Linked DNA regions of Homo sapiens: all the other regions are linked to region 1. A link is a loop called in an ENCODE intact Hi-C map of the cell type or tissue named here. Cell type or tissue: heart left ventricle. All regions are shown on one strand. Each heading gives the region's core, and the rest is flanking DNA. Links, peaks and the distances in the headings are about the cores only. Region 1 overlaps TGFBR3 (transforming growth factor beta receptor 3). Region 2 has its middle 100 kb from the start of CDC7. Region 3 has its middle 81 kb from the start of CDC7. Region 4 overlaps TGFBR3 (transforming growth factor beta receptor 3). Region 5 overlaps LOC102723436 (a long non-coding RNA gene).

The links. Hi-C counts contacts between places; a loop is a spot of excess contacts. Peaks named below come from ENCODE experiments on the same cell type or tissue, not always from the same donor. Only the 100,000 strongest peaks of a DNase experiment are listed, where the experiment ranks them.
Region 2: it touches region 1 in a loop (19-fold over the local background); 8 of 110 quality-filtered maps call a loop at or near these places.
Region 3: a loop joins it to region 1, with 2.0 times the contacts of the local background. A loop is called at or near these places in 9 of 110 quality-filtered maps.
Region 4: it touches region 1 in a loop (6-fold over the local background); 5 of 110 quality-filtered maps call a loop at or near these places.
Region 5: a loop joins it to region 1, with 2.5 times the contacts of the local background. A loop is called at or near these places in 20 of 110 quality-filtered maps.

The regions. Positions count from the first base shown.
Region 1 is chr1:91,704,216-91,710,360 of GRCh38, forward strand. It overlaps TGFBR3 (transforming growth factor beta receptor 3), which reads right to left. Exons shown (of 17, transcript NM_003243.5): 14 at 4,448-4,568. Among named protein-coding and RNA genes, the nearest start is that of TGFBR3, 180 kb to the right of the region's middle. In heart left ventricle, for the core only: no CTCF peak of the experiment used is centred there; a DNase peak (open chromatin) is centred at 3,396; H3K27ac peaks cover 1,851 bases.
Region 2 is chr1:91,599,106-91,605,413 of GRCh38, forward strand. It overlaps the pseudogene RPL39P13. Among named protein-coding and RNA genes, the nearest start is that of CDC7, 100 kb to the left of the region's middle. In heart left ventricle, for the core only: no CTCF peak of the experiment used is centred there; a DNase peak (open chromatin) is centred at 2,726; H3K27ac peaks cover 1,260 bases.
Region 3 is chr1:91,578,691-91,584,998 of GRCh38, forward strand. No RefSeq gene overlaps it. Among named protein-coding and RNA genes, the nearest start is that of CDC7, 81 kb to the left of the region's middle. RefSeq lists an enhancer at 3,505-4,704. In heart left ventricle, for the core only: no CTCF peak of the experiment used is centred there; no DNase peak of the experiment used is centred there; H3K27ac peaks cover 1,055 bases.
Region 4 is chr1:91,823,628-91,829,935 of GRCh38, forward strand. All of the region lies in intron 2 of TGFBR3 (transforming growth factor beta receptor 3), which reads right to left. It also overlaps the pseudogene RN7SL653P. Among named protein-coding and RNA genes, the nearest start is that of TGFBR3, 59 kb to the right of the region's middle. In heart left ventricle, for the core only: no CTCF peak of the experiment used is centred there; a DNase peak (open chromatin) is centred at 3,590; H3K27ac peaks cover 2,543 bases.
Region 5 is chr1:91,526,816-91,533,123 of GRCh38, forward strand. The region is part of intron 4 of LOC102723436 (a long non-coding RNA gene); the gene reads right to left. It also overlaps the pseudogene WDR82P2. Among named protein-coding and RNA genes, the nearest start is that of CDC7, 29 kb to the left of the region's middle. In heart left ventricle, for the core only: a CTCF peak has its summit at 3,227 (motif pointing right); no DNase peak of the experiment used is centred there.

The DNA.
Region 1 (6,145 bases), core at 1,146-6,145:
TACTCGGGAGGCTGAGGCAGGAGAAGCGCTTGAACCCAGGAGGTGGAGGTTGCAGTGAGCCGAGATTGCGCCACTGCACTCCAGTCTGGGTGACAGAGTGAGACTTTGTCTCAAAAAAAAAAAAAAAAGAAAGAAAGAAAGAAAGAAAAGGGAGAAGTGGGGCAGGAAGAGGGGTGTGAAGACATAGATGCACATGATTCTAGTTTTCAGTAAAAACTAGAATCAACCTCCATCTGGAATAAGGCATAGGGTTTAAGAGCACAGGCTCTGGAATCACAGTGCCTGAATTTGAATCCCAGATCCACCATTTATATGTTGTGTGCCCTTGGCCAAGTTATCACTATACAGAGGTGCTATGAGGATAAAATATAATAATCCACATAAAGCATTTAGCACAGAGCCTTGCACAAAGTAAATGCTCAACAAATGTTAGATCATCATCCTCATCTCCATCACTATCATCACCATCAGCTTTAAACTTTCATCTATTGTTAAAAATTTAAATGGTAAAAGAACGCTAACCCAACACTGATTCCCAAGGGACTTAGAGATCAAAAGTGGCAAAGATGTGCTCAGGAAGGTTCCATTAAAAACAGTGGCCCAGAGGAGGAATCCAGAAACATTTTTATAGTCTTGATTGCCTACTTTCCTGTCCACAGAAGAAACACTAAAGTATGTCAATGCTATTGGCAGTGGTGGCCACAGAGCAGCTCTCTGCCCAGCTGTGAAGTTGCCAACCAGAGCCTTTATCTGCTGTCCCAGAAAATCCAAGTGTTGAAAAATAAGATGAACCAAATGACCAGAGAGAGCTGGAGTTTTGGCATGGCCTTCAAAGAGCACCTGTGTAGTAAAAGCACAGTGAAGCGTCCCATTGGTTAGGAAATTTTTACCCAAAAAGTCACAGATTCTACAATAAAGAGACATAAAGCTGTCTGACAGGAAGGACATTCGTGACCTGTTATTATTCAAATAAACCAATGCAATTAGGCAAATGGTCACAGTCTCTTTTCTTTTTTTTTTTTTTTTTGAGACAGAGTTTTGCTCTGTCCCCCAGGCTGGAGTACAGTGGCGCGATCTTGGCTCACTGCAACCTCTGCTTCCCAGGTTTAGGCAATTCTCTGCCTCAGCCTAAAGAGTAGCTGGGATTACAGGCGTGTGCCATGACGCCTGGCTAATTTTTTTGGTTTTTTTTTTAGGTAGAGACAGGGTTTCACCATGTTGGCCAGGCTGGTCTTGAACTCCTGACCTTGTGATCCACTCGCCTCGGCCTCCCAAAGTGCTGGGATTACAGGCGTGAGCCACTGCGCCCAGCCCACAGTCTCTTTTCAAATGACTATTCCAATTCACCTTGAGGCAGAAAGCACAGACTCCAGTGGTCTGCATTGAGGATAAATGATTTAGAGTCAAAAGAAAATAAACTTAAAAGGTGAGAGGAGTCACACACAGCTGAAACCTGCCAGAAAACTTACCCCAGTAAGCGCAAAGTTAGAAAGCAAATTTGCATACAGCCCCTGGGAAGCTGGCCTACAGTTTAACCGCCTCAATTTATTTAACAAACCTAAGTAATAAACTTTCTTCACCCACATGCTTCTCAACTAAAATCTAGTCTCAATTAGCAAATCTCATAAAATTGCTTTGATATTTGGTAAAACTTTCCTCTTGAACTTTTATACAAGAAAACATTGAACTTTCAGTACAATTATACTAAGTTTAAATAAAAGTAATTACCTAATTTGCAAGAGAAATTACTTAGAAAAATGTCACCAGGCTCAAAAGAAGAATGGATGAATTGCTGGAAGTTATACTGCGGCAATATTAATGCCTAATTATTGTCTGGCATGGGAAAAAGCAAGCCGCTGCCTTCAATTACTAGCAGAATTACCTCTCTCAAAATAGTTACGAGTAACAGATGGAATCCGAGGTAGCTGCTCTTATTGTTAAATTATCAGAGACATTTGAACCAGAGCAACTCTACCTTGAATAGGGCTGGGTAAAATGAGGCCGAGGCCTATTGTGCTGCATTCCCAGGAGTTTAGGCATTCTCAGTCACAGGATGGGAGAGAAGGTCACAAGATACAGGTCATAAAGACCCCGCTGATAAAGCAGGATGCAGTAAAGAAGCCAGCCGAAACTGGCCAAAAACCACCAAAACCAAGATGGCAATGACAGTGACCTCTGGTTGTCCTCACTGCTCATTATACACTAAGTATAATACATTAGCATGCTAAAAGACACTCTCACCAGCACCATGACAGTTGACAAATGTCATAGCAAAGCCTAGAGGTTACCCTATATGGTCTAAAAAGGGGAGGAACCCTAGTTCCGGGAATTGCCTGCCCCTTTCTAGGACAGCTCATGAATTACCCACCCCTTGTTTAGCATATGATCAACAAATAACCATAAAAATAGCAACCAGCAGCCTCTGGGGCTGCTCTGTCTATGGAGTAGCCATTCTTTTGTTTCTTTACGTCTCTAATAAACTTGCTTTCACTTTACTCTGTGGACTCATCCCCAAATTCTTTCTTGGGTGAAATCTAAGAACCCTCTATTGGGGTCTGAATTGGGACTCCTTTCTGGTAACAAAATCACTTTCATAGTACAAAATGGAGCCAGCTGCTGCCCAATTGTGATTACTCTGCAACACAATTTATATTCTTATTTCTTTCTCCTGAACCCAATAAAAAGGAACTATTTGGACCATCCATTTATATAAAGACTGGGTCTATTATAACTTTCAAATGGTTGAAAACCAATCAATAAAAGTAAAACAAACAACAACAAAAATGTTGCCGAGAACATCTCATGTACACTTCACAACAACTTTAGGACGGCCAGAAAAATGAATTAAAGATTATTTTGCTTCTTCAAACAGCATAGTTGAGTATTACAACTGAAAGGACCTTTTGGAAGTCACCCAGTCCAAACCTCTCCTTTCCAGATAGAGAAAATGAAACCCAAAGAGCTGGTGGTAGGGGGGTTCTCCAATGTCCCACAGCCAGTTAGCAGAGAAAGCTAAAAGCAGTGCCTTAGGCTCCCAGCTCCAATCCAGTGTGCCTGCCACCTATACTCTTCTGCCATTTTGAGGGAGCACATTCATTCATAGGAAGGGGGCAGATGCCACCACCAGATACACAATTGGAATGGCACAGCTGTTTTCACAGAGGTTAGTCAACCAATAAGACACTAGACAGTACCTGCATGCCTCTGTTCTGGTAGGTTCTGCCCACTGTCCAGGGGTCACCCCTGCTGCCTAGTCTTGCCAAATCCCAATCCAACATGCTCAGATCAGGAATGCCATCCCAGGGCCACACCAAACCCTAGATCTGGTGTCAGCACCACCCAGCAGGCCTTCCAGCTAATACCCTGAAACTGGAGCCAGACAGTGTGCTGGCTTTTGTCAAGGCCCTTGGTGCCCAGGCTCCTCTGTGCCCCTCAGAGTGGCGAGAGGCAGCCTGTAGCTCTAATCCTGAAATATCTAACCCCGCTTGGAATCCACTTTCACTCTCCCAGCCTTCTCTCAGTTTGACACCCTTAGATATCAATGTTACTAGATGGTGACAACTGTAATTGCCTAGATATCCCATGTGACATTTGGTTCCACCCCTCAGATGCTGACAGCTGCCTGGTGTGTCCTTGCTTGTTTATAACCCTTGGAGCTGTGATGCGGGTCCTTGTCAGATGCTCTTCTCACCGCCCACAGGGCCTCATATCCACTCCTAACATTTGTTAGGGCCCAGTTCTGCCTCTCTACTGCTCTGGCTGGCCAGACCCATGCCAGGTCTGGCTCTGCCCTGCCTGTCCTCTCAGGTACTGATGCCACACCCCTTAGGGCACAGCCTTCCTTTTCTCACAGAAGATACAGCTTGCTGAATGTTCCTGCTTGTGGAGAAAGAGGCATGCTTGGCTCCAAGCAACAAATGTGATTGTGCAAAATTCTGAAAACTGAATTTTAAGATGCATTTGGGCAGTGGTTCTCATCTGTTACACCTAAGATGAATAATGTTCACATATTCTCAAAGGCATTTGCAATTTTGATAAAGCAATACAATAGGTTATAGCCAGCATAAACTTTAGCAGTAGATCACAGAAAGATGAACTGTGGATTGTGTGCAATTCCCGGGACATGGGACTAACTAGAACCCTTTTTTGCATACTCAAGGAAGCATATTTGAATGCAAGGGAGAGTGACCTTATGACAGGAACAACCTAGACCTGATTCTTTTTACAGAGGAAATCATTTTCAAATAGATTACTTACAACTAAGCCATAATGGCTGTAAGAGAACCAGCTAAAGAAAAGACTCTTCGGGCAAAAAATGGTCTTCTAAAGTAACTAACTGGCCCTTTAGTTATCTTGTGAATAAAGCTGGACTTTGATTTACACTATTGGGTCTTCTTAACAAGCAGAGCTCAGGCCCCATGCTCTGATCGTGCCTCCCAAAGCACACCTTTAGATTCTGCTTCATGGTGGATCACAGCAAGGGGCTTAGTGAACGTCTTCTTATTCTGCATCATGGCCCAGATTATCGAGGCGTCCAGCGAGGTGCAGGCTTCGTCAGGAGGCACACACTGCAGACAGGCAGAACAAAGCACAGAATCAGGGGCCACTCAAAAGTGCCTTCACCAGCTCTACCTGCACAGCTGTCCTGTGGCCTTTTATCAGACAGCACACAGCTGTTCACTACAGAAAAGCAAGAAGGTGGGTGTTTTTCAGAGAACACCAAATAACCTGGGAGATATGACAGCAGGCCCAGTGGATTTTTGGTTGTACCTGAAGATGCAAATATCACTGGATAGCTTCTCAATATTGTCCTCCCCCTCCCCTTCTTCTCACAAAACTAAACATTTTAGTGTTAGTTTGAAAAACAGAAAAACTATATGCCTAGTGTTGGTCCTCACCAAGCTGGGCTTCATATACACGGTTCATGTTTGTGATTGGTGATTGTGGGAAATTTCCCATAAAGACGCTCCTCAACTTATGATGAGGTTACATCTTGACAAACCCACTGTAAACTGAAAATATCACTAAGTTGAAAATGTGTTTAATACACCTAAAGTACCGAACAACACAGCTTAGTCCAGCCTACTTTAAACATGCTCAGAACACTTACGTTAACCTACAGCTGGAAAAATCATGTAACACAAAGCTTATTTCATAACAAAGTGTTGAATAGCTCACATAATTTATTGAATACTTAGATTGAAAAACAGAATGGTTGTATGGGGACTGTCTATACTGCATTATGAAGGTGACAGATTTTACATTTTTCTCCAATAAGATAATCATGTTGCTGAGTTTGTTTCATTTTTAATCCTGGTATAGGCTCATGTAAAACTAAACTTTCCAGGGTCATCTGCTTTTAATGTTTCAAAATGCAGATCCTGGGGGCTGTGCCCAGGTTGTGGAGGCCATGAGATTAGCCGCTTCAAACCTATTAATGAGCATGCTCAGGCCCACTACATCTGTTTTGAAAAAATATGATCACACTCCGCACTTTTTCTTTAAAATAACTTTGTTTTCTTGTCTATATTTATCAATAGGTATAGTTCTTTTTTATTTTTCTTGAGACAGGGTCTTGCTGTGTTACCCAGGCTGGAGTACAGTGGTACAATCATGGCTCACTGCAGCCTTGGCCTCATGGGCTCAAGTCATACTCCTGCCTCAGCCTCCCCAGTAGCTGGGACTACAGGTGTGCACCACTACACCCAGCTAATATATATATAGTAGTGACAGGGGTCTCACTATGCTGACCAGGCTGGTCTCGAACTCCCAGCAAGCTGCCAAGCTCAGCCTCCCAAAGTGCTAGGATGACAGGCATGAGCCCACGCCCAGCCTAATAGGTATAACTCTAAAGTAAATGACAGCTTCTATGGTAAGAAGACATATTAATACAGCCATCATTTTAAGTCTATAGCAGGCATCCCAAAAAGCTAATCAAGTTCCATCTTTTCCAAACACAAAAGAGCAAAGACTTTAGGCCTTGCTGTCATTGCTGCTCTGAGCAACATGCCAGTCAGACACTTCTTATAAGACAACCCTCACTGCCCTACTCTTACCCCCTCAAAAAGAGAAAAGCCTTTAACAAGAGCCCTCTTGTAAAGAAAAACAACAAATTTTCTGTGGAGAGGCATGATGACTGAAAAGA
Region 2 (6,308 bases), core at 375-5,374, 110 kb before region 1:
CGGCCGGTAGGTTTCTTTTTAAAATGAAGTTGAGCATACATTTATAAACACTTATTCAACTCAACAATCTTACTCTTATTTATCTGGGAATTTACCCAAGTGAATTGAAAACTTATGTTCACACAAAAACCTGTACATGAATGTTGATGGTAGGTTTATTTATAATCGTCCCAATCCGGAAATAGCCCAAATGCCCTTCAAATGGTGAGTGGATAAACAATGGGTATATCCACACAATAGAATACTACTTAACAAGGAAAGTGACAGACTCTTGACACACACAAAAACATAGATGAATCTCAAATGTGTTATTTTAAGTGAAAGAAACCACATTTAAGAAGCTGCTTCCTATATGATTCCATGTATAGGACATTCTGTAAAAGGGAAGACTATAGAGATGGACAACAGATCGGTGTTTTGTTGTTGTTGTTGTTGTCGTTTTGAGATGGAGTTTCGCTCTGTTGCCCAGGCTGGAATGCAAATGGCACGATCTCAGCTCACTGCAACCTCCGCCTCCCAGGTTCAAGGATTCTCCTGCCTCAGCCTCCTGAATAGCTGGGATTATAGGCGCCTGCCACCACGCCCGGCTAATTTTTTGTATTTGTAGTAGAAACAGGGTTTCACCATATTGGTCAGGCTGGTCTTGAACTCCTGACCTCAGGTGATCCATCCGCCTCAGCCTCCCAAAGTGTTGGGATTACAGGCATGAGCCACCACACCTGGCCACATCGGTGGTTTTGAGGGGCTAGTGTGGGGGGAAAGGTTGACTACAGGGGCATAAACAAACGTCGTGACATGTTGGAAACATTCTATAGCTTGACTGTGGTGGTGTTTATATGAATACATACATTGGCCAAAGCTCATAGAATGCTAAAAAGGATGAATTTTACTGCATGCAAATTATACCTCAAAAACAATAATGAGGGCTGGGTCCAGTGGCTCTTGCCTGAATCCCAGTGCTTTGGGAGGCTGAGGTAGGAGTATCACTGAGGCCAGAAGTTTGACACCAGCGCCCTCTCTTCCTTTCTCCGCCATCGTGGTGTGTGCTTGACTCCGCTTCTCGCCATGTCTTTTCACAAGACTTTCAGAATTAAGTAGTTCCTGGCCAAGAAACAAAAGCAAAATCGTCCTGTTCCCCAGTGGATTCAGATGAAAACTGGTAATAAAATCAGGTACAACTCCAAAAGGAGACATTGGAGAAGAACTAAGCTGGGTCTATAAGGAATTGCACATGAGATGGCACACGTATTTATGCTGTCTGAACGTCACAATCATGTTACCATATCAAGCTGAAAATGTCACCACTATCTGGAGAGTTCAACATGTTTTCCTCTCTGAATCTGTTATAAACATGTTGGTTGGGCTGGGTTCAGTAATAAATACGTGAGGCCTTTCATTTAAAAAAAAAAAAAAGAAGAAGAAGAAGTTTGACACCAGCCTGGAAACATAGACTCTGTCTTTACAAAAAAAATGCGTGCACGAGACTGAGAGAGAGAGAGAGAGACCAATGACAACAAAACGACTAGCAAAAAAACTTTAATGGTTCCCATTTGCCAAAGGAATTAAAGTCCAAACTCTTAGGCAGACCTTCTTTCTGACCATTTCTGCTATTCATTTTCTCTCCACACCAGCTAAACGTTGCTGTCACGCAAACATGCCCTGGGTTTTCTACTCAGTCTGTACTATCTCATCTCCTGGAATACTCTCCTCTCTAGCTCTGCCAGTCAAAATACTCCATCAGCAGAGGCCCAGAATCTCCTGGAATACTCTCCTCTCTAGCTCTGCCAGTCAAAATACTCCATCAGCAGAGGCCCAGAGCAATCGCCACCTCTTTCCTCACACCCTCCCTGGACCCCACAATCTAGAAGGGCTGATCACTCCAGAGCTTTCAGCTTCCTCACCGTTCCCAAATCCCCTGGTATCTGCCCTTATTTGCTCATCTATACTTTCATACCTTTACATTCCCTTTTCCCCCTTCTAGGATAAACTAGGCTACACACCAACTTCTGCCTCTTTGCCTCCTGCACACACACACTTTAACCTCCGGGAAAACTCCTACACATTCCTCAGGTCCAGCTGGTATGTCACTTCACACGACAACTTCCCTGAATCTGTTCAGAGTTAGGCACTTTCTCCTTTAGGTACCCTCAGCTCTTTGTTGATGGCGGGATTACAGCCCAGCCAGTGGTGCTATATGTATTTGATAATTCTGTTATTACTCTGCTGTCCTCCCTATTAAGGTGTCTGCTTTTAAGGACATTAAGTGTGTCTTATTCATCTTTGAATCCCAGGACTTCTTTTATAAAATAGGTAGATAATAAAAACAATGCATGAGTGGATGAATTTTCCCAGCAATATTCCTTGGCTCCCCCATTGACCAAAAATGGTACCATGAAAGACAAACCTGTAACCCTGCCCCTGTCTCAGTCATTTGTGTCATTGTAAGGGTTTTGTTTTGCTCTGTTTGGAACAATTCTTTGGACACAGACAATTCAACTCGAGCAAACTGTACTCAAGAGGTGGCAGTGAGCGGTCACTGCAGCCTTGGAAAGGCCCTGCCTGGCACACATCGCACTCACTTAGGATGCCTCCACATCCCCAGTCCCAGAAGAGGTGAGGAGAGAAGGCAGCTGCTGACAGGAGGAACTGGGACGGTGTCACCGCTGGTGGTGATTGATGCCCCTGTCCTCGCTTGCTCATTCCCTGCCGTTGCTGCTTCCTCAGCAGGGGAGGTGCCCTTCCTAGCAGGTCCACCCTCCCAGCACGGCCTCTCCCAGGGCCTCTCACCAGTTCATCAGCCCTCACCACTCTCCCTCCAAACCCTGGAGTGCTGACAGGTGCCCAGGAGAGAAAGGCATGGGGACGGATTCTGGGAGCTGACTCTCATGGTTGTTTACACTGAGATGAGAGTGCGGGGGTCCCAACCAAGCTGTGAACAAGCCCCTGCTAGGAAGATAAGCCCTGAGGGAGATACATACACACACACACAGATACACACACACACACACACAGATACACACACACACAGATACACACACACGCAGATACACACACACATACACACACACACACACACATGCCTACAGGGAGTCTTCCTGGATGGAGCTTTGGCCACAAGCTCTCCCTAGTTGTCTCCCGGTGAGATAGAAGGAGCCAAGTATTTTTACAGGCAATAGGCAGGCCTGAAGCCTTAGTGAAAATCTGGCTGAGGGTGGCCAGCACCTTCATCTGAGCACTCTAGACTTTGCCATTCTCTAGAAAAAGAAAGATAAATCCAAGAAAAAAAGGAGGAGGCTGTTTGCCCAGTGAGGCTCTCTCTGACAACACAGCCCTACTCAACTTTGCTCCGTGGTGGTCCAGATGGCCCAGGTGGCGGGGAAGCTCCCCTGGGGCCCAACGAGGGTGACATGGAAAAATTTTAAAACTCTGCAACACATATATCAACTGGCTGCCAGGACTGACTACATAATTCGTTGGGCCCAGTGCAAAATGACAACATAGAGTTTCTTACTAAAAAAGCAGGAAAAAAGGCCTTTAAAAATATTGAAATATGAAACATTTTTCTTTCATGTACTTTTTCATGGTCTATATTCACCATATGTTTTTTATTTGCTATTTAATGTTGTTCTAAGTAAAGAAAAATTGATGTTTTCAATTATTAGCATGAATTTTACCATTCAGCTCTATATTGCACAAAACCTGTTTTACATGCAAATATAAGGGCATATAATTTCTATGTAGAGTCACTGAAATTGCATAGTTTGCATTTCATGGTGTGCATATGCCTATGCATTTTTTTTTCCCCCTGAGACAGAGTCTTGCTCTGTCACCCAGGCTGGAATGCAGTGGTGCAATCTCAGCTCACTGCAACGTCCGCCTCCCAGGTTCAAGCAATTCTCCTGCCTCAGCCTCCCGAGTAGCTGCGATTACAGGCTCATGCCACCATGCCTGGCTAATTTTTGTATTTTTAGTAGAGACGGGGTTTCACTATGTCGGCCAGGCTAGTCTTGAACTCCTGACCTCATGATCTGCCCACCTCGGCCTCCCAAAGTGCTGGGATTACAGGCATGAGCCACCGCGCCAGGCCATGCCTATGTATTTCATGCTTTCTGGAACAGTGGAGACACTACACAAAATTAATGAAATTGTTTTCATTGCACAACTTGCTGCGCGCATGTTCTACCAACACTCTCTACCTTCAGTTTACTAATGAATAAGGAAGGACTGAAAGGAAAAAGAGCAATGGTTTGGCCTATCTTTTCTTTCCTTCTACATCCTTATTTTTCCCTGAAAGTGGCTGGCAAATGCAAGGGAGTAAGAAAAGGTGAGAGGTTTCCTTGGTCGTTTTTGTTTCTTAGAATGCCATTGCCTTCTTTCCGCATTCATAACAAGTTCTGATTTGAATGGACAGCATGACCTTTTGGCAGGGACCCAGCTTGCTCAGTGATAGAAACACCTTCATCTTGTACTTACTTTGCCCAAACTCCCACGCATTGTGGGTACACCCACATTATGTGGTCCATGAGGCATGACGAATGCTACATGCAAATGGAACAGCAAGGAATGGCAGACCCATGTATTGCATGCATCTCCTCAACATGCATGCTCCATCATCCCATCAGACTTCACTTACAAGACACAAGTTCAAAGAGAAAATTATTAAGAATTTCAAGATGGTGATAGCACAACATTAAACCAAGCACATGGTCCTTTTGCAGACAGGGCCTGGTGAGACTGCACAGGTTGCATACCTTTGAAGCTGGCCCTGTTCCTTGCCTCTCCCTGTCTGTCATGCCTACATCCACATATAGAATATCTCACCCTCTGTGACCTGCAAAGCATGAGGACCCAACAGTCCCTTCTAATGGATCATTACCTGAGAAAGCTGAATAGCACATTGTGTCCACACCCAAGTTTCCCCAGACCAGTTCAGACTGGGAGTAGGAATGGGCTGCCATGCTGGAGCCTCTACCTAGTTATTGAGCACTTACTGCATGCCAGACCCTGGACTAATAATGTGTCTCATTCACATTATTATCTCATTTAATCCTTTCAGTAACCACATGGGTAGTATTATTATATCCACTATACAGATGAGAAAAGAGTGGAGCAGAGAGGTCAAGTGACTTAATGCCATATATATTGTCAGTGCCAGAGCATTTCTTGAACCCAGATCTGTAGGAAAACAATATCTTTCAAAGTTTTAAAATATAAAGCTTTTTTATTTCATACAATTTTCATGGTCCATCTCCTCTATTTGCCATGTGGGTTTTTTTAAATTTGCTATTTAATGTTGTTCTAAGTAAAGAAAATTTAACATTTTACAGTATTAGCATTCCAAAACCCATATCTTGGGCCTACTTCTAAGTCTGAGATTCCCAGGAATATCTCAAGGAGCTCATGCAGAGTCCTCTGCACTCCTCTGTGGCACCTGCATCTTCCTCTCTCGCACTTCCCACCTTTTGACAAGCCCACTGTCCCAATCCTGGCTGCCCTCCTGGCTTCCTAGAGGGAGCAGGCCCCCTGTCCTCCCAAACCTGCAGGCCTTTCAGATGCCAAAATTAGGCTGAGTGCCCAGGAATCTCAGCACTGAAGCTACGTTTGTATGGAATGGCCCCTTCCTATTACTGTCTCATATTTCATTATTAAAATCATGGCAATAATAGCATGACTGAGCATTTCTTATACTGGAAACATAGCCACGTAACCATGCACAGCCAGACTGCTTCCAGTCCCGTGTCTCTCGGCGTCCTCAGCGACAGGAGTTTCTCCTGCTCTGTCTGCAGCTGTTCTCTCCAGAAAGCTCAAACATGAGCTCATCAAGCTGGGCTCTGAGGCAGAGGGAAGGGGAATAGGAGCAATCAAGCCAGATCCCTGTTGTTTTCTCCATCTACGTGGGATCCCAGTACTCCTTTGAACTCCTTCCATGATCTAAAAGGCCCACATATAAACCAATCTCCTGGGTTCTCTTTACTGTTCAGTGAGACAAGTCCAAACATGTTGCTATGGTCTGAATGTTGGTGTCCCCCCAAAATTCACATGTTGGCACCTAATACCCAATGTAATAGTATTAAGAGGTGGGGCTTTGGGGAAGTGATTACATCATGAGGGTTCCACCTTCGTGGATGGGATTAGTGCCCTTACTGCGGGGGGGGAAGAAAAAGTCTACTCTGGAGGCTGAGGCATGAGAATCACTTGAACCTGGGAGGTGGAGTTTGCAGTGAGCTGAGATCGAGCCACCACACTCCAACCTGGGCGACAGAGCAAGACTCCATGTCAAAAAAAATTTTTAAAAAAAAGGCTCGAGG
Region 3 (6,308 bases), core at 918-5,917, 130 kb before region 1:
TTAAACAAATGACGTAAATTTACGAGATCTAACTACCAAATCATAATGTTGCCATCCTAGAATCATTATGTCTTTGAAGTCAATAGCAGCTGTGTCTGTGTGTTGGTGTGTATTTTCCAAAACAGCCAAGGCCGTTCCCAGGCATCACCACTTTCCTTTGCATCTTAATCTCCTGCCCTGTAAACATCTTGGCTGGGTGTGGCGGGGAGTGTTAGCATGAAGGGAAAGGTGGTAAATTTGATACCAGGGTCCTTCACTCCCTTCTGCCTCCTTTCTCCCCAGACAGCTAGAGTGAACACAAACACCCCACAGACAATGGAGAGCAGTGTTAAAAATGGAGGCCAGATAGAGGGGTTCTTGTGATTGTTCTTATCAAGTCCCATTGCCTTCATTTGGCCAAACAGGAAACTGGAGCTCACAGGACACCTTTGACTAACAGTCAATAACAGTGAAAACCCAGAGAAATGGGATTCACATGCAAAGTGTTCAACCAAGGCTCACTTCCCTGTGGATTTTTAAGAGCTATTATTCATTGAGGACTTGCTGAGTACTGCACTTTGTGTGAAGCACTATGCTTAGTGCTCTTCTTGCATTAATGCGTTAAGCTCCAAAACCCAGTGGTGTACGTGTTATTATTTCTATTTTATAGATGGGAAAACCAAGGCAGGGCCCTGAGGCTTAGCAACTTTCCCCAGTTCACCTGGCTGATAAGTAGCAGAACTGGAATTTGAACCCAGAACTACTGTGCTCTTAACCATCACATAACCCTGCCCTCATGCCACCTTTGTCAGGACAAGATATTATCATGGAAGAAACACTGGACTTGGAGTAAGAAAGCTAGGCTCAAGTGCTAGCTCTGCTTCTGCCTCTGAACTTGGTCAAGTACTTTGAGCCTTTTGATTTCATCTCTGTTTTTCCTGTCTATAAAATCCCATCAGGATTCTTGGGAGGCTGACATGAGATAACATAAGGAAGAGCATTTTGCAAACTGAGGTGTGCCCTGGATTATTATCACTGAAGCCCACTGTCCCATAATAGTATTGCAGCGAGTTACTTTCTTTCTGCTCGAATTGTAACAAGTGCAACAGATAAAGGCCTGTGTTAATAGTTCATGAGCCTTGTGGTTGGATTTCATATCAAAGGAAGGAGTCCCAAAGGCTGTGAATCTGGGTTCAAGCTGTGAGTGTTAAAAAGGTACAGTGTTTGAGTCTGTGCAACATACTATTCAGAGCAATGTCTGCAAGGAACGCACTGCACCTTTCCAAAGAAGAGAAAGTAAAAGACTCTCAGTGCCTCTATAACTTTATAGGGCAGTAATTCTTTCTGAACAGAGGTCACACCACAGTTTACAGTCTTTGAAGAGCATGACGACGTGTGCCAAAATGTCAGTGCAACCAGAGATATTCTTGCCATTATAAGAATGCATGAACATAGAAAGTATAATTGACATTTGATTTATAATTTGTGAATTTTGCTCAGATTCTCACAACCTCTTTTTCATTTTATAATTCTGAGTGAATATAGGAGCAAAGATTAGCATTCTAGCATCCAGCAAAAAACATTTCTAAGCATAAGATCTGAAACTGTAATTCTTATCAGGAAACATAGGGGAAAAGCTTTGTGATCTTGGTCTTGGCAATGAACATGACACCAAAAGCACAGGCAACAAAAATAAACAAGTGGGACTACATCAAACTAAAAATCTTCTGCACAGGAAAGGAAACAATCAACAGAGTGAAAAGACAGCCTACAGAATGGGAGAAAATATGTGTAAGCCATGTATCTGACAAGGGATTAATCTCCAAAATACATAAGGAACTCAAACAACTCAATAGCAAGAAAACTGAGAAGCCAATTTAAAAAGTGGCTACGGACTTGAACAGACATTTCTCCAAAAAAGAAATACTAATGGCTGATAGGAATGTGAAAAAAAGCTTATCATCACTATAATCAGAGAAATGCAAGTCAAAATCACAATGAGAAATCACCTTACACCTATTAGGATGGCTATTATCAAAAAAAAAAAAGACAACAAGTGTTGGTGAGGATGTGAGGAAATTGGAACCCTTATACATGTTTGCAAGAATGCAAAATGATGCAGCTGCTATGGAAAACAGCATGGAAGTTCCTCGAAAATTTAAAAATACAACCACTGTAGGATCCAGCAATACCACTTGTGGGTATATATCCAGAAGAATTGAAATGAGGATCTTTAAGGGATATTATTAGCATTCTTGTGTTCACTGCAGCACTAATCACAATAGCTAGGACAAGGAAACTACTTAAATGTCCATTGACAGGTGACTGGATTTTTTAAAATGTGATGTATTTACACAATGGAATACTATTCAGCCTTTAAAATGAAGGAAATTCTGTACTGTGTGACCATATGGATAGACCTTGAGGAAATTATGCTAAATGTAATAAGCCAGACACAGAAAGATAAATACTGCATGGTTCCTTTTGTATGAAGTATCTAAAATAGTCAAATTCATAAAATCAATGACTAGAATAGTGGTCACCAGGGACTAGTGGAGGAGGGGGAAATGGAGAGCTACTAATCAATAGATATAAAGTTTCACTTAGCAACATGAGTAAGCTCTAATCAACCTACAGTCAACAGTAATGTACACTTAAAATTTGTTAAGAAGATAGATAGCATGTTAAGTGGTCTTAAAAATAATTTTCAGATTCAGTTTTGATTGAGAATTACCCACCATTCCTCCAATCTGTAATCTAAGTGCCAGAGGCCCTCATGGAGTAAAGCCTCCAGCTCTCCTTCTTAGAGCTGGTAGCACATTCAATAACTACCTCCCTCAAGGGATTTGAAGTGTGCTAAATTAGGTCTTCATAGATACAAGAAAGCTGAACATTGAGGCCAAATAAATAAAGATGAAAAATCCAACCCTTTCATTCATCAGATGTAGGCAGAGAATGCTTTAGAATTCTCCTTGACTCTTTTTGCTGCATTGTTCCATTTTGGAATGTGTGTACATAAAAATCTCTGATGAAGGTTATAAAAAGAAAAAAAGACATTCTGAATGCAAAATATAGAATATATCTGTTTTTTATGTCAACTCCCTTGGCTCTTGGTTGAACCGGTAAGATTTGCTGTTTCAGACCCTCTGTTGTCTAACCTGAGTCCCATCAGCTGTCTTGACATTCTCAGCTTTGTCACAAGGGGTATCCATGAGAGAAGGTAGATGGATCCACTCAACCAGTCCTGGAAATGAATGTGTGACTGACCGAATGTTATTTTTACTATAGAAAGGGCCCTTTAGAAAACCACTCTGGTTTGCCTGTCTTGAGAAATGACAATGAAATTAGTTGTAATCAGTTGAGGATCACCATGTAGACATATTGATTAATCTATAGCATTATGTTATGGTATCTGGGGAAATTTTACCCTTTCAGAAGACTTTTGGCAAAACAATGGGTGAGGCAAAGTTTTCAGGACAGCAATGGAAAAGGGGGCTGGCTAGTCTGTGGTATGTGAATTTGAAAGCTATATTAGATCTGTTTGGATGCTGTGGGCAGCAAATACTGGAAATACCAACTCGAACTGATTTAAGCAATAAGGAAGTGTATTGTTTCACATAACGGGAAATCCAAAGGCAGGTGGGCTCCAGATGTGATGTGTCAGGGCTGTGTTCCGTCTCTCACTGATTCTCCTTACCTTGCCCAACCCTGTGTCAGGTTTACCCTCACCTGAAAGCAACATGGCTGCCACTTTGGAGCATCATATCCAAACACGGCAACACCTGTAAGAAGATCTGTCTCTTCCTGTTCCTCTTTCTTAGGAGCAAGAAACTGTTTCCCAAAACCTCCCCACAGTAGACTTCCTACTTTTCATGGGGCAGAATTGGGTCACATGACTGTTCCTAAACCAATCAGGGAACTCCCATGGTTGGCTTAAGCAGAACTTGCCCCTGGAGCTGAGCATGGAGCTTATCCCCTGGACCACACTGGGGAGAGACACAGAATCTGGGGCTATCAGGAAGGAAGGAAGAAGGTGAAGGGATGAATCATGAGTTGGCCACGGGAATCTTGGTCCTTACTGAGTCTGATTACAGCATCACCACATGCTTTATCCTATGAGACAACATTCCTCACAGTTTACTCTGCAGTTTCGATTGGATTTTTATGGGAAGCATCATTTTTCTCTGACCTCGTGCTGCAATTTTGTTTCTTTTTTCCTTAGCAGAGACCACAATGGAAATCCTACTATAGAAACACTTGAGTGCTATCAAAGGATCAGACCATATAAGGTGCTAGAGACCTTTTTATTTTAAATAAGAAACAAAACTATTTATACTTTTACAAGGAGTCTGCCCTATTTTAGTAAATATTTGGCAAAGCTTCTTGATTAAAGAGCAAACTGACCCTTGTTCTGCAGGGTTGTTTTGCCATAACTAAAATCGTTCATTAATTTTCTGAAAATAGAAGCAGCAAGTGTGTGTTCTTTTGCACTGTGACTAAAGTAGTGCTTACTTGTGATTTGTTTTAAGCTATATTTACTTAGGCGTAATTGTTCAGGTGTCTTTTAAACCTCAGCTCTCGTCAGACCCCATTCTGAGTTACAATCACCAAATGGTACACTCGGAAAATAATCTCCCATGGATGGAGCTAAGATGCATTAATCTGGCCCTGGAGACTCTGGCGTGTTTGACAATACATTTCAAACTGGGTCTCAGAGGTCCTGCATTTGGTAACAAGTTACAACTGTTTTGACAAATAGCGATTCCCTAGATTATTAAACAGTGCGTAATCTGAGAGAAGCTTGTTGAGCACCATATGTTTCTGATTCATTGGCAGTTAACTCATTGTGTGACGTTGGGCTTGTGGGAAACACTCCAGACCTGATCACCTTTCTTCTTTAAAAGCATCCTCTTGCCAGCTGAACTGGGTGTGGTGCAGCTGCAAAGAGTGGTGTTAAATTAGTCTCATAAACTTCTGCAGGACAGCCATATTGGGAGTTATCCCACGATGCCACACAGTAGACTGGGTTGTGGCTGGCCGGCAGGCAGGTGCAGGATGTGGTCCCGGGGCTTGTCATCTGTCCCATTCATGTAAAATGTGCCTCTGCCTCCAATCTCCTTCCCCCATCCTCTGGCCTTGGCTGACAGTTTCTGATCCTAAATCAAAGATGCTCAGAAGAAAAGCCATCAGTAGATATCAAGCAAAGGATTTAGAAATATTTAGAATGCTAAAATGTCAGTGCTGGAAATTGCCTTAAAGATCATCCAGTTCAACCTCATTTCTTGGATAAGTAACGTGGGGTGATGTGGCATGCCCAGTGTCACACAGCTAGGTTCCGGTTTATTCCCTTGTTTCCTTACTGCTTCCCAGTCACTACTGGGAAATTCAAAATTCAACTTTCAGTGTGGGCAACTTAAATGGAGTCTGGAATACACTAGTTGATTCTGGTGCTCCACCACTTACCTAATAGAAAAATGAGAAAAATAAAGGCCCCCACCTCATAGAGCCAGTGATATTAAATAACTTAATCCGAACAATGTGTGGCGTGTGGTGAGAGCTCAGTGAAAGCCTCCATGGCCACTGTCATTCTCTCCTGACTGTTGGCAGGAGGCAAAGTGGTTCAGTGGAAAGAGCGCCAAATAAGTAGGAGTTAAGAAATGTCTGGCGCCAGCCATGTGACCTGAAAGAATCACTCACCTTCTCAAATCCTCAGTTTCCTCTGCCTTCCTCAGAGGAGGATTTTATGTATGTAAAAGTGTTTTGTTGCCGTACAACTCTATAGCAGTGCTCTTCAAACAGTAATGTGCACACAGATCACCTGGTGATCTTGTCAACGTGCAGATTCTGTTTCTGCAGGTCAAGTGTGAGCCCAAGATTCAGCATTTCTAACAAGCTCCCAGGAGATGCAGGTGATGCAGTCCAATGACTTCCCTCTGATGTGCTATATGACATAAGGGCAGCATTCTGATCACCAGGCAGACGGCAACCTCCAAACCCCTCAGATTGTCTTCTTGACTCCAGATGCAGCATTTGTAAAGCAGCGTGGGTAAATGACATGCTGCTCCTAAGGATTCTGCAAAAAGGGGACCTGAAAGTGGATCTATCTGGTACCTAGTGTCAAGGTCTCATGTATTAAGTTTAGCATTTGGTCTCCTAACAATCTCACACTTTGCTGAATACCATTTTGCAGATCTGGTGACTATCATGTCAGCATTCTAAAGCTCCTCCCCTAAGAGTTAGTTCTGGCTTATTGGCTGTTAACTCTTTCAGGCTACAGTTGAGCCAGGTACCAGAGGTTGGCAGGACAAGTGTGATGCCAGGGAAAGAGT
Region 4 (6,308 bases), core at 489-5,488, 120 kb after region 1:
GCACATGAACTTCTAGAACAGGCAAAACTAATCTATAGCAACAGAAAGCAGATTAGTAATTGCCTGGGACTGGGGATATGGACTACAGGGAGGCTGAAGAGAATGAAAGGGGTGGAGATGGATAATAGAAAAATTCTCTGTATCTTGATTGCAGTGGTGATTGCACAGGCATATGTATTCATTAATACTCATCAAAATGTACCTTTAAATGTGTGCAATTTGCTGGGTGCAGTGGCTCACGCCTGTAATCCCAAAACTTTGGGAGGCCAAGGTGGGAGGGTTGCTTAAACCCAGGAGTTTGGGACCAGCCTAGGCAACATAGCAAGACCCCGTCTCTACAAAAAATACAAGAAATAGCCAAGTTTAGTGGTGCACACCTGTAGTACCAGTGACTCAGAAGGCTGAGGTAGGAGGATCACCTGAGCCTGGGAGGTTGAGGGTGCAGTGAGCCGAGACTGTACCACTGCACTCCAGCCTGTGTAACAGAGCAACACCCTGTCTCAAAAATAAATATATAAATAAATAAAGTGTACATTTTAATCTATATAAATTATACTTCGATATAAAGTTGATTTTAAAAGAAAAAAAGAGTATGTAGTACAGAACACAGACTCTGGAGCCAGACTGCCAGCTCTATAATTTATTGGCTGTTTAAGAGTTAACTAGTAATGGCATTAATATTCACACTGCATTAATATTTAGATTATAGGCAAAGATCTGGAAGTAAGAAATGACATGATAGTATGAGGACTACAAACAGTTTGGTATTTAGGGAACATAAATCAAGAGGAAAGATGTGAAAACAGATGAGGCCAGAGAGACAGACAGCCGAAGGCTGCAAATCTCTTTGCCCCCACACCTAAGAAAGAGCATCTGACATGCCATGGGTGCCCATTCAAATGTTTATTTTCATTGATGAACATCCATTGAGATACCATTACACACCCACTAGGATGACTAATTCAAAATGACAGATAATAATAAGGTTTGCAAGCATGTGGAGAAACTAGAACCCTCATATATTGTTGCTGGGAGTATAAAATAATACAACAGGCCAGGCGCAGTAGCTCACACCTGTAATCCCAGCACTTTGAGAGGCCGAGGCAGGTGGATCACGAGGTCACGAGTTCGAGACCAGCCTGGCCAAGATGATGAAACCCCATCTCTACTAAAAATACAAATATTAGCCGAGCATGGTGGCAGGCACCTGTAATCCCAGCTACTTGGGAGGCTGAGGTAGGAGAATCGCTTGAACATGGGAGGCGGAGGCTGCAGTGAGCCAAGATCGCACTACTGCACTCCTGCCTGGGTGACAGAGCAAGACTCCGTCTCAAAAAATAATAACAATAATAATGCAACCACTTTGAAAAAGAGTTTGGCAGTTCTTCAAAGGGTTAAACACAGAGTAACCATATGACCCAGCGATTCTACTCTCAGACACATATAAATACAAGAGAAATAAAAACATAAGGATGTGCTTGACTCTGGCCTTGGCCAAAGCCATACTTCCCAGAAAAAAGGGAAAAAACATAAGCCCACACAAAAACTTGCATGTATATGAATGCCCATAACAACATTATTCCTCATATCCCCAGACAGGAAACAATGCAAACGTTCATTAACTGATGATGAATTTTTTAATGTGGTATATACATAAAACAAAATATTACTTGGCCATAAAAAGGAATGAAATACCAAATACATGCTGCAACATGGATGAACCTTGAAAACATGCTAAGTGAAAGAAATTGGTCACAAAAGGCCACATATGGCATGACTCCATTTCTACAGAATGTCCAGAATAGGCAAATCCATAGAAACAGAAAATAGATTAGTAGTTACTAGGGCCTGGGGAAAGGGAAGAATAGGGAGAGATTGCCAATGGATAAAGAGGTTTTTTGGAGGATGATTAAAATGTTCTAAAATTGACTGTGGTGGCAGCTGCACAACTCTGATAACATATTAAAAATGATTGTACACTTTAAAGAGGTGAATTGTATGGTATGTGTATTATATCTCAATAAACTTGTTATAAAATGTGCAATGAATATACTATCAATAGTCCACTTGTGGTTAGGTTCAGTGGCTCACGCCTGTAATCCTAGCACTTTGGGAGGCCAAGGCGGGTGGATCACCTGAGGTCAGGAGTTTGAAACCAGCCTGGCCAACATGGTGAAACCCCATCTCTACTAGAAATACAAAAATTAGCCAGGCGTGGTGGTGGGTGCCTGCAGTCCCAGCTCTTCGGGAGGCTGAGGCAGAACAATCCCTTGAACCCAGGAGGCAGAGGTTGCAGTGAGCCCAGATAGTGCCATTGCACTCTAGCCTGGGTGAGAGTGAGACCCCATCTCAAAAAAAAAAAAATCCACTTGATTCAAGCAATGTTTGATAAAAGTTAAACACAAAGGAATACGAAGTATCCTTTTTCGTTCAATTTGCTGAAACCCATATTAAGTCCCTGCTATGTGCCAGCTACAGTGGCCACAAATAGTAAGACAGAGTGCCTTGGCCTTAAGCAGCTATACTCCCAGAGTCGAGAGAGAGTGACAGGTGGAGTCAGGATAGAGAGACAGGTACACAGTGAGGTAGCACATTAGAGGGTCCCCTAGAAGGCTGCCGAGGGAACGGAGGAAACACAAACAAGGGCCATGATCGCCTCTTCATTACCTTGTCCAGTACCTTATCCCTAAGTTATGGTCCTGTTAGATGTGCATTTCTTCTATTTTAAGTCCCGCTCACATTTATATTTAGTAGGAGGCCGCTGTGGTGAGTGGTGTGACTGATTCTCCAGCTGACTGTCCTAAGCCAATCACTGTAACTCCATTACTCTACCAGGGACTGATTCAAGGATGGGAGGAAAAGCTGAGTCAATTCAGCCAATGATTGCAAAGAGAGACATACTGGGTGTCTGGGGAAAGAACCTCTCTCGCTCTTAGCTGAAGCCAGCATTGCCCTTCCTGTTTGAAGGAGCAAACCGATGGCTCCTGACAGCCATTCCTAAGCACCAGCACATCCTTCTTCAGCTGAAGATGACCCTATGCCAGTAAAGCAAACAGACAAAACAACCTAAGTATTAAATAAAATTAGTCATATTCCCATTTTCTCCCATCCACTATTAAAAAAAAAAAAAAGGCCTGGCCATGCCACCTGATGCCTGTCTCCCCTCCCTGGTCTGGAGGCACCTACAGAGCAGGGGGCCAGGAGTTCCACGGGTCTCATTTCCTCCCGTCAGAGCCTAGCACTTAGTCAACCACTGCAAGTCACATATTTTGCAAGAACGGAAAAGCGATGAACAGAGAGTTATCAATCTGTTGTTATACTCAACCCCAAACATTTTTAAAAGCAGATTTTAACGGAGAAAAAAAATTACCTACAGGCCTTTCCTATTAAAACAGATGAACATAGTTGCCTTTATTGATTCAAGCAAAGACCACATTTTACTGAGGAAAACTTTCTGTCCCTTGCCCTCTACCTATTCCTGTGGTGCCAACATAGAAAATGTCCTGGACTTCTAGGGAAGGTAAGCTCCCGGGGTGGGGACGCCGTAGGTGTGATGTAAAGTGCCAGGCATGAGGCTGGCATTTGATGTTAAGCGCTGTAGCAACGATCACAACAACAGAACCAGCGGGGCGTGTACAGGCTGGCGGTTACGACATGGAATGGTACTGGTTTCTATTCTCAGCATGTGTCACTGACTTACTGACAAGACAGTTAAACATAAAAGGGGTCCATTATCAGTGGTAACTGGGATCAAGTCCTTGGGATAGCAGGAATAAGAAAAATCCAGCAGTAATCCCCAAACCTCCTGTTTCTCAAGAGTTTCAATTTCCTGCTCCAAACCTTTTCAAAAACTGCTATTACCAAAGTAAACTGATTTAAGTTGACTGTTACTTCCTTTCCGTGATGTGACAGCCCCAAAGGATGAGCAGGGAGAGACAGGCCCCCATTATCCTCCACTTCTTAAGGCTTCTTTGTATGCACGCCGCATGAGATAATTCATTAACGAAGAAAAAGTTACTGGTTATGATAACACAGTCCCTGGCACACAGTAAGCACTTGGTAAATGTTTACTGAATGACTACAGGAAATATCTGAGTGCTGGACAGAGGAACAAAGCCTCAACTCTCCCAGGTTTACTTTTTTAGCCAACCTGTTAACAACAATAATAGTGCATGTCATCAAAGAGCTGGAAAGGAGCTGGCTTCAGTAAGGCTGCAGTCACTCACTACTCAGTGAATGAATCGATCCATTCAGTTTCTCTGACCCCCATCCAGAATACAAGGTAGTTATGGCCAGCACAGGCATAACTCCCAACGGACTTGTTATTAACCACACTGGGTAACTATGAATGGATGCAGAGACACCAGTTCAGTTCAGCTGCAGACTGTCCGGAACATTATCTTGGTTAATCATCTACTCCAGGGTACCGGCTCTTCAGATCACGCTGAGGTCTGCTTCTCAAAGCCTGACAGGATCAGAACTGTACAACCTCTCACAGTCTTCTTTATCCCTTCCCCAAGATAACTCGTCATGATCGCTATAGAATAAACCTGAAAGGGTTTACTTACTACCCTAATTACAATTACTCAGGGTGAAGCACTGGATTCTCCTGCACCATGAAGAACTTTCAAATGTAACCATGCACACCTCCTCTTCCCCTAACTCCACACCCCCGTCAATATTTTGGCTTCATTAACTAGTCAAAGGAAAAAGAGTTTGCCAAATGGCAAACTCATATTTCACACAGGTATCTCAGCCAAGACAGGAAGGAAACATCAAATCCATAGCCCAGTGTATAAATGTTCAGCACTGAAATGAATGAAAACGAACAGGACACTTGTGGTTACGCTTTGACTTAAATCCTTAGTTAAAGGGAAACTAAAGCTGATCCAGTTCAGTTTATCAACAGGAGAGTTCATAAGGAATTATCATGAGCAAACAGGGGCAGCCACCCCCGAAACTGTAGTTGCCTTAAGCAGAAACGGAGGTGCAAGTGAACTTAGCTGTGAAAGGGTCCCTCTGGATGGTCACCTCCACAGAAGCAGCAGCTGCTCAAGCCCCAAGGCACACTACTAAAGTTAAGGAGTGAAAGGCTGCTGGGGTAGAGGAAGACCGAAATTCTTCCAGGAAGGAATTCTAGTTTAAGCCTGTATTACTGTCACTGCAGTTCCAGGACCCTCCCACTGCAGGTCCCTCTCTCCCAATTCCCTGGCATCTAGTCAGACCAGGAAGAGCAGGTGAGGGACCTCAAGGACTCCTCAATGCAGTGAGTGGGTGTTTGAAGCTTTAAGGCTAAAGCTGACTTATACGTACGTGAAGGAGTCCCTCTTTTTCTGACCATCTTCCTGGGCATGTGTCCTGCTGGCAAATCACCAATGCCAGCACTCTCTACCTCCCAACCCCGCCCCCTCCACCATGACACCTGGGCCATGACCCAAGCAGACATGCAGTAACAAGGCACAGTGTGGCTGGGCACGATGGCTCACACCTGTAATCCCAGCACTGTGGGAGGGTGAGGTGGGCAGATCACTTGAGGTCAGGAGTTCAAGACCAGCCTGGAGAGCATGGTGAAACCCCGTCTCTTCTAAAAATACAAATATTAGCCAGGTGTGGTGGCACGCACCTGTAATCCCAGCTACTCATAAGGCTGAGGCACAAGAATCACTTGAACCCAGGAGGCAGAGGTTGCAGTGAGCTGAGATTGCCCCACTGCACTCTAGCCTGAGCAACAGAGCGAGACTCGAAGGTCTTCAAAAAAACAAACAAACAAAAAAAAAAAAACAAGGCATGGTGTGGGGAAGAGAGCCACAGGATGGCATCAGAAGACCCATGCACTGGCTGTGGTTCTGACAAAGTGACACCAAAGGGCACATATGCTAGAAGGGTCCAGCCATAGAATCATAGAACCTGTGAATACCAGAAGCACCCAGAACATAGCAGTCCCCTCAAAGGAAGCTCTGAGATTCAAAGTGTGCTCCAAGATGATGTCCATGGCTCACCAATTCCCATGGAGAGTTAAAACTACCAAGGATGCTTTGGACACAAGAAAACAATCACTATGAAAGCAAGGACTCTAAGGGGACAACAAACTCCAAACTCAGTTGTTCCAGACAAGGGGTTTTTTTTTGTTTTGTTTTGTTTTGTTTAGAGACAGGATCTTGCTATATTGCCCAGGCTGGAATACAGTGTCTATTCATAGGCACAATCCCACTACTGATCAGGATGGGAGTTTCGACCTGCTCCATTTCTGACCTGGCCAGTTCATCTCTCCTTAGGCAATCTGGCAGTCCCCTGGGAGTCCCCAGGGA
Region 5 (6,308 bases), core at 696-5,695, 180 kb before region 1:
TTTCCGCCTACATTTGTGCATGTTGTCTGTGGTCTTTAAAGAACACTAACACCAGATAGAAATGTCAACTCTGTTCAGATTTTTTCCTATGTTCGAAGAACTGATGTTGCTGATTCCTAATTTTGTCAAATTATGTGTCTGAACTGTCTTCCTTTCTTGAAAGGTAGATATTACCAAACGTATACCAGATAAGTAATCAGAAGTAGTTAATATTGTGTCAAGTTACAGCACAGTTTTCAACAAAGTAACCACAAAGGTCAGTGCTAAGGCAAATATTTAGTAAACGATGTTTTAGCTATCTAAAGTAAAAAGGCATGATCTTAGGAAAGTGATTGCAAATTAAAAGAGAGAAAATTAAAAAACTGAAGTTTGGAAAACAAGTAATTGCAACAGTTTCAAGAGTTTAATCTGACCTGATTTTTTCTTCTGTAGAAGACAATGAACTAAAAGGACACAATTGTTCTCGATCTCTGTTTTGAGTGCTTTAAAAAATTAATATATGGAAGAGTTCAAAATGGGCAAAATAAAAACTTATTTGGAGAGCATACGCATAGTTTTTTTATAAAGCAAGAACGATGACCAGAAAACAGATGTAAATGGTTTAGAATTTCTATTTAAGCATAAACCATGTGCAAAATTACTCTTCCGAATTTAACACATCATGTGTTAGCCATTAGCTGATTCCATCTTGGACCCTACTGAAGCAATTCTTTAAGGAAAATAACAGGCTTAGCACTAGAAAACAACATATGAAGGAAAATAGGGAATAAATACTTTATAGATACATCTCTCTAGTTCTAGATTTAGAGAATGCCAGTGTTACTCCAGCAGGCAACCAAGAAGATGGATCAAGGAATGGGCTTCTGACAGACATCCTGAAGAAACTGAACACTGTCAGCTGTGGAGTGAGTAGTACAAATCAGAAAATGAAAGATCCATTGATTTCCTTCTAATCAGAATTTTTGCCTATGTTCTTTATCCACATTCTATTGATGTGTTTTTATACATGTATTCAATTATGTATTTGCCCTTTGTGTAAATTCCTTCCATAACTTCTCTGAAGACTGTAGCACATGATCTAGAAATGACTTTAGCTAGGACAAGACCAAGAAAGTAAATAAGAAACAGATGATCTGTAGCCTCACATTGTTATTTTAGCTCTGTCCTTAAGAAAAAGGAGCAGGGCCAGGGGAACCCAGCCACCTCCAAATCTCTCTAGACACTCATCTTCATGCTTTTCTACCCGGTAGAAATTTATTTCTTCTGGCGTGTTGCCATTGTCTCTATACTCAAAGCTCTGATTTACAAAATCAAAAAACAGTCACACTCTGTATGTGTAAGAGTAATCTTTAGGCAAGTATTAGCAATGTATCTTTAAAATACACTTTTCCCCGCAGTTTGTGAAATGAATGCCTGGTGTTCTGTGAGTGTCCTTTCTGTCATTTTAATTTTTTATTTTGAAACTCCATAGGTAAATGGTCATACCACATGTGTACTCCTCATAAAAAGGAATCTCACTATCACTTTTATCTTTAAAAAAATTAATTTGCTTTCTTGACAAAAGCCAAAACCTCTTTTAACAAGGGTGCTTATTTTCCTAAGTTTAGTACAATTTATTTGATTGAGAGTGACACCAAATGGTAAGAAAAATGAAATGCCTCATTCCTCTTACATAATCTCTTAACAGTAGACCACCCAACTTCCCCATAAAATGTAATTTAAATGAAGCCAAGATTCTAATGCCATGCTTTAGATTCAGAGTGGCCCCAAAGGGGCCTTTGGATTTTGTAGTTGCCATTACCTGGAATGCCTTTCCCTCTAATCTGTATATCCCACTTCCCTCTACAAAGCCTTCATTGATCAGTCCAAATGATCATGTCCTTGATTCCCTATACACAGTTTATAAGCTTCTTGAAAGTAGAGACTGTATTATATATCCCCCCACATTTTCCATTGCTGCATTTAGAAACTCGGGTCCTCAGTCAAAACTTGGGAGTTGACCAGGAATCTGACACCATGGGGTTTTCCAAGCTCCACCAGGATAATCCCATTCTAAGGACAGCTCCTGTCTTCTTAAAACATCTAAAGGATTATACTGTTTTTCCCTTGGTCATCTGTCCTAAGGCTTCTCAGCCCCGCAACCCCCATCCCATCCATCTTGGTTCTAATTTCTCTCCACTCCAAGTTGCTGGTGCTCCATTCCCATCGCTTTGACCTCAGTGAAGACAGAACAGCTGGTGGACATTTAATCTCTAACAACTTTTTACAACCTTGTATAAGAGGTAGGTAAGCAAAAATTTTACAATTCTCTATTATAGTCATGTTTTTAGCTCCTACTGTGTACCAGGCACCATAACAATTTAAAAAATCAATGTTTTAAGGTCTTGTATGTATAAAATACTATGGGAAAGCATAATATACACATTTGATTATGCTTTGCTAATGTGATTCATCTTCATACATGTGGAACCCTATTCATCTGGATTTTTCTGAGACAGCTTCAATTCCAAAAACTCGGTGTTCTGAGAATGCCAATGTTTCTGCATCCAAATTGCATTTTTAAGAATGTCTCTCTCAACTAGAAGTAGTACGAAATTGTTAGAAAGGCATTCCAGTTTTTTAGCTTTCAAAATATGTCCATTCTAATATATGTGGTACCGGAGGCTCTCTGCTTTGGGCACCAGCTGATTTGTATATTATTTAGTGAAATAGAGATTCTTCCCAATGTCTTTTGAGAACAAAATGGGATCTTAAGCACTTTCATTGAGGTCTTAAATGTAAATGTATGGATGTCACAACTGGGCAACATTTTAATGCCTCCTTACCATTTGTTGATTTAGAAATAAATCCTGATGGGAGGCAGCATAACATAAAGGAGACAGCCAAAGCCAGCTTTTCCCTGTATTGTGAGTTGCAGTTTCCTCATCTGGAAATGGGGTTTATGTTGCCTACCTCCTTGATTGGAGGAATGAGAGTATGCTCACTAAGTACAATGCTGACACAAGTACCTAATTGTTAACCTTCCCTCCTTCCTTTCTTTCCCTGGTTTCCTTTCATCTCCCCATACAGGGGAGCATTGTCTGAGAATATTCTTACATATTTCTTCCTTAACCTGTTTTAGTACATAAGGGCTTTTAAACCATTGAGTGGAAAATTGCTGTTATTTGACATACTGTGAGCCTAACATTGTAGTAATGCTAATTTTCTGCAAATTATGATCTCTCTGTCCATTAGATGGCAGGAGTTCCTTTGGCCATGTTCGGTGAGGAAGCTGCCCAAACACGTTTGGACTTGTGTATCAGTAAGGCTACTAAAAGAGAAAACAAGGTATACAAAATAAACTGGCTCTTATATAAGTAAAACAATTTTACCAGACAAAGGGAGAACTAGTAATAACCTATTACCCCCCTCATCTTTTCTAGTCACGAATTTCTTGTATTTTCTATTCCTTCTCTTCTGGGCTTTTGCATTTCCTGTTTCCTCTGCCTGGAGCACTTCTCCACCAAACCCCAGCTTCCTTCACCTAGCTAACTCCTCTTCATCCTTCAGGTCTCAGTTCAGCATCACTGCCATTAGGAAGGCTTATTTTACCTCTCCTTCTGAGTTCAGGATACCATATCCTTCCTCCACCCCATCCTGCTCATTGTATAGTACCCTGCTCATCATATAGTAGTACCCTGCTCAAATGTTGCCTCCTCACACAGGCATCCCAGTTTACTCTTACTTAGTGTCTCTTTTTCTGACATGTAGAATAGTGCTTGGGACAAGTAGACATTCAACCCTATGGTAAAAAACGCCTTTGCTCCCCCAAACTTTGTAGCTTCCAATCATTCCTATTGTGGCACTTATAGCACTACATTATCAGTCCTCTATTCTATAACACCACTAGATTGTGAGTGCCAGGACAACAACAATCAGGTCTATTTCATGCACCATTGCATCTCCAGTGCCTGGCACAGAATCAGGCCTCAATCATTATTTGTTGAAAAATGAGCACACATATAGTATACACATATGCACACAGTATAACTACAGTGAAGCAAAATTTTTTTGTTTGTTTTTTGAGGAGGCCAGTGAAGCAGAAGAGGAGAAATGGTAGCAGTGACCTATAGCAGGCTTCCTTTGCAATGACAGCATCCATATTCAGAATCAACCAGGTGGGCTTTTGATAGCAGTTACACTAAGTAGCTTTTTGTTTTTGTTTTCGTTTCGAGACGAGTCTCACTCTTTCACCCTGGCTGGAGTGCAATGGCGCACCATCTCTGCTCACTGCAACCTCTGCCTCCCAGGTTCAAGCGATTTTCCTGCCTCAACCTCCTAAGTAGCTGGGATTACAGGTGCCCAACACCATGCCCAGCTAATTTTTGTATTTTTAGTAGAGACAGGGTTTCGCCATGTTGGCCAGGCTGGTCTCGAACTTCTGACCTCAGGTGATCCACCTGCCTCGGCCTTCCAAAGTGCTGGGATTACAGGCATGAGCCACTGCATCTGGCCCACTAAGTGGGTTTTATGTTGACCTGAATTTTCAATGAATGAATTTAGAATTAATGTCAAACTTTGTAGGAAGTTGAACATGGCTTGCAGAGCAAGAATTTGGGAGGCCACAGAAGGTTTGAAGAGATAAAATAGATGTTTTTGAGCAGCCACCTGGTGACCAGATATAGTGATATAAAAATATGCAACAGAATAACCTATATGAATTTAGATAGTCAGCTGTAAGAAATGGGCTGAAATATAACAGTTAGAAAAATACTCAGATTTAAACACAAGAATACTTCACAAGATATGCTCTGGGTCTTCTTGTTTGCTTGCTTGTTTGTTTGTTTGTTTGTTTGAGACAGAGTTTCACTCTTATCACCCAGGCTGGAGTGCGATGGCACAATCTTGGCTCACTGCAACCTCCGCCTCCCAGGTTCAAGCGATTCTCCTGCCTCAGCCTCCCAAGTGGCTGAGATTACGGCATGCACCACCACACCCGGCTAATTTTTGCTCTGGGTCTTAGGTAGCAAATGATGTTCATATATGAGGCCTCCTCTGTGAAGGGCCCAGGAAAAAAGTAGAACATGGCTCCAGCCAGAGTCTCTCAGAGTCAAGAAGGGCCTAGGGTCACTTCCATTTTTTGGATCCCAAAATTTTTTTTCTGTTTAAGACTGTAACATGGAAAAAATGTTTGTATGTTAAGCACAAAAGGGACATAAAATTGTATAGACAGTAGAATAACGACTATGTAAACACACCAAAAATCTATGCACAGAAATGTGTAGGGGAACATTTAACACCAAAAGATTAACAGTGGTAGCATTTGGGTGGCAAACTGATTATTTCTAAAATTTCCAAATTTTCCTTAATAAGCAGTAAGTATAATTGCAACTGGAAATAATTTTTTAAGTACCCCTCTGGCTGAGGAGTGCAGTGTCACTATCAAATACACATCAGTGGTTTTGGCCGTGACTCCTAAGAGGATGGCAAATGCCGCTGCCCCACTCCCCAACCACCCCCAAGAGAGCATGAGCACCTCTGGCTCTGCTGAGAGAATCTTTGCAGCCCCAGCCCTCAGAATCTCTTTTCTTATTCTGCCTTATCCCCCTACCACATCATCTCCACTCACTGCCAGCTATATCTTTTCCCTTTCCTTCTTAACTCAGGAGGCAGGTTTGCAACTGCAGGACCCAAAAATAGAGGCCATGAGGTGGCATGTTTTCAAAGAACATGGTGCCTCAGTTTGGGACACACAGGAACTCAAATACAAATCATTTTCCTGCTGCTGGGTAAGTCATGCTTGGTGGCTGCTCTGGTTGCAGATACGTGAAGTTATATAGCCTTTCCTGTTAACCCACGGTTCCAAGCACTCTCTCTTAACAATTATTTCTATCATGAACTTTCTACCCTGAAAAGCCAAGGGTGGGTACTAACAATTAAGATCATTTGGTTTCTAAAAGTCCATCCTCTCTGGGAAAGCAGAGCTATACAGTGGGTGGCATCCTGCAGATTCTAGTCTACATTTGGGAAAGGTGTACACCTCTTGCACTTTCAGTTTAAGGAACAAGTCAAAAAGTAATTGCTTTAAAAAAAACAAGTGCTAGCAAGTCATAACCTTGCTGTGCCTCAGTTTCTGGATCTGCAAGGAGTGTTGCCTGCATAAATATTTGTTTAGGAACTTAGTAAAATGACATACCACTCTCTCTGCTCTAAGAGGGACATCAGCCAGCTACAGCTCATCTCACTCAGCCTGGGCCTGACCAGAGTCCCTTCCTCTTCCAAGAGAAAGCGAGGAAAAGCAGCAAGCAAGCAGACATACCAGGTAAATG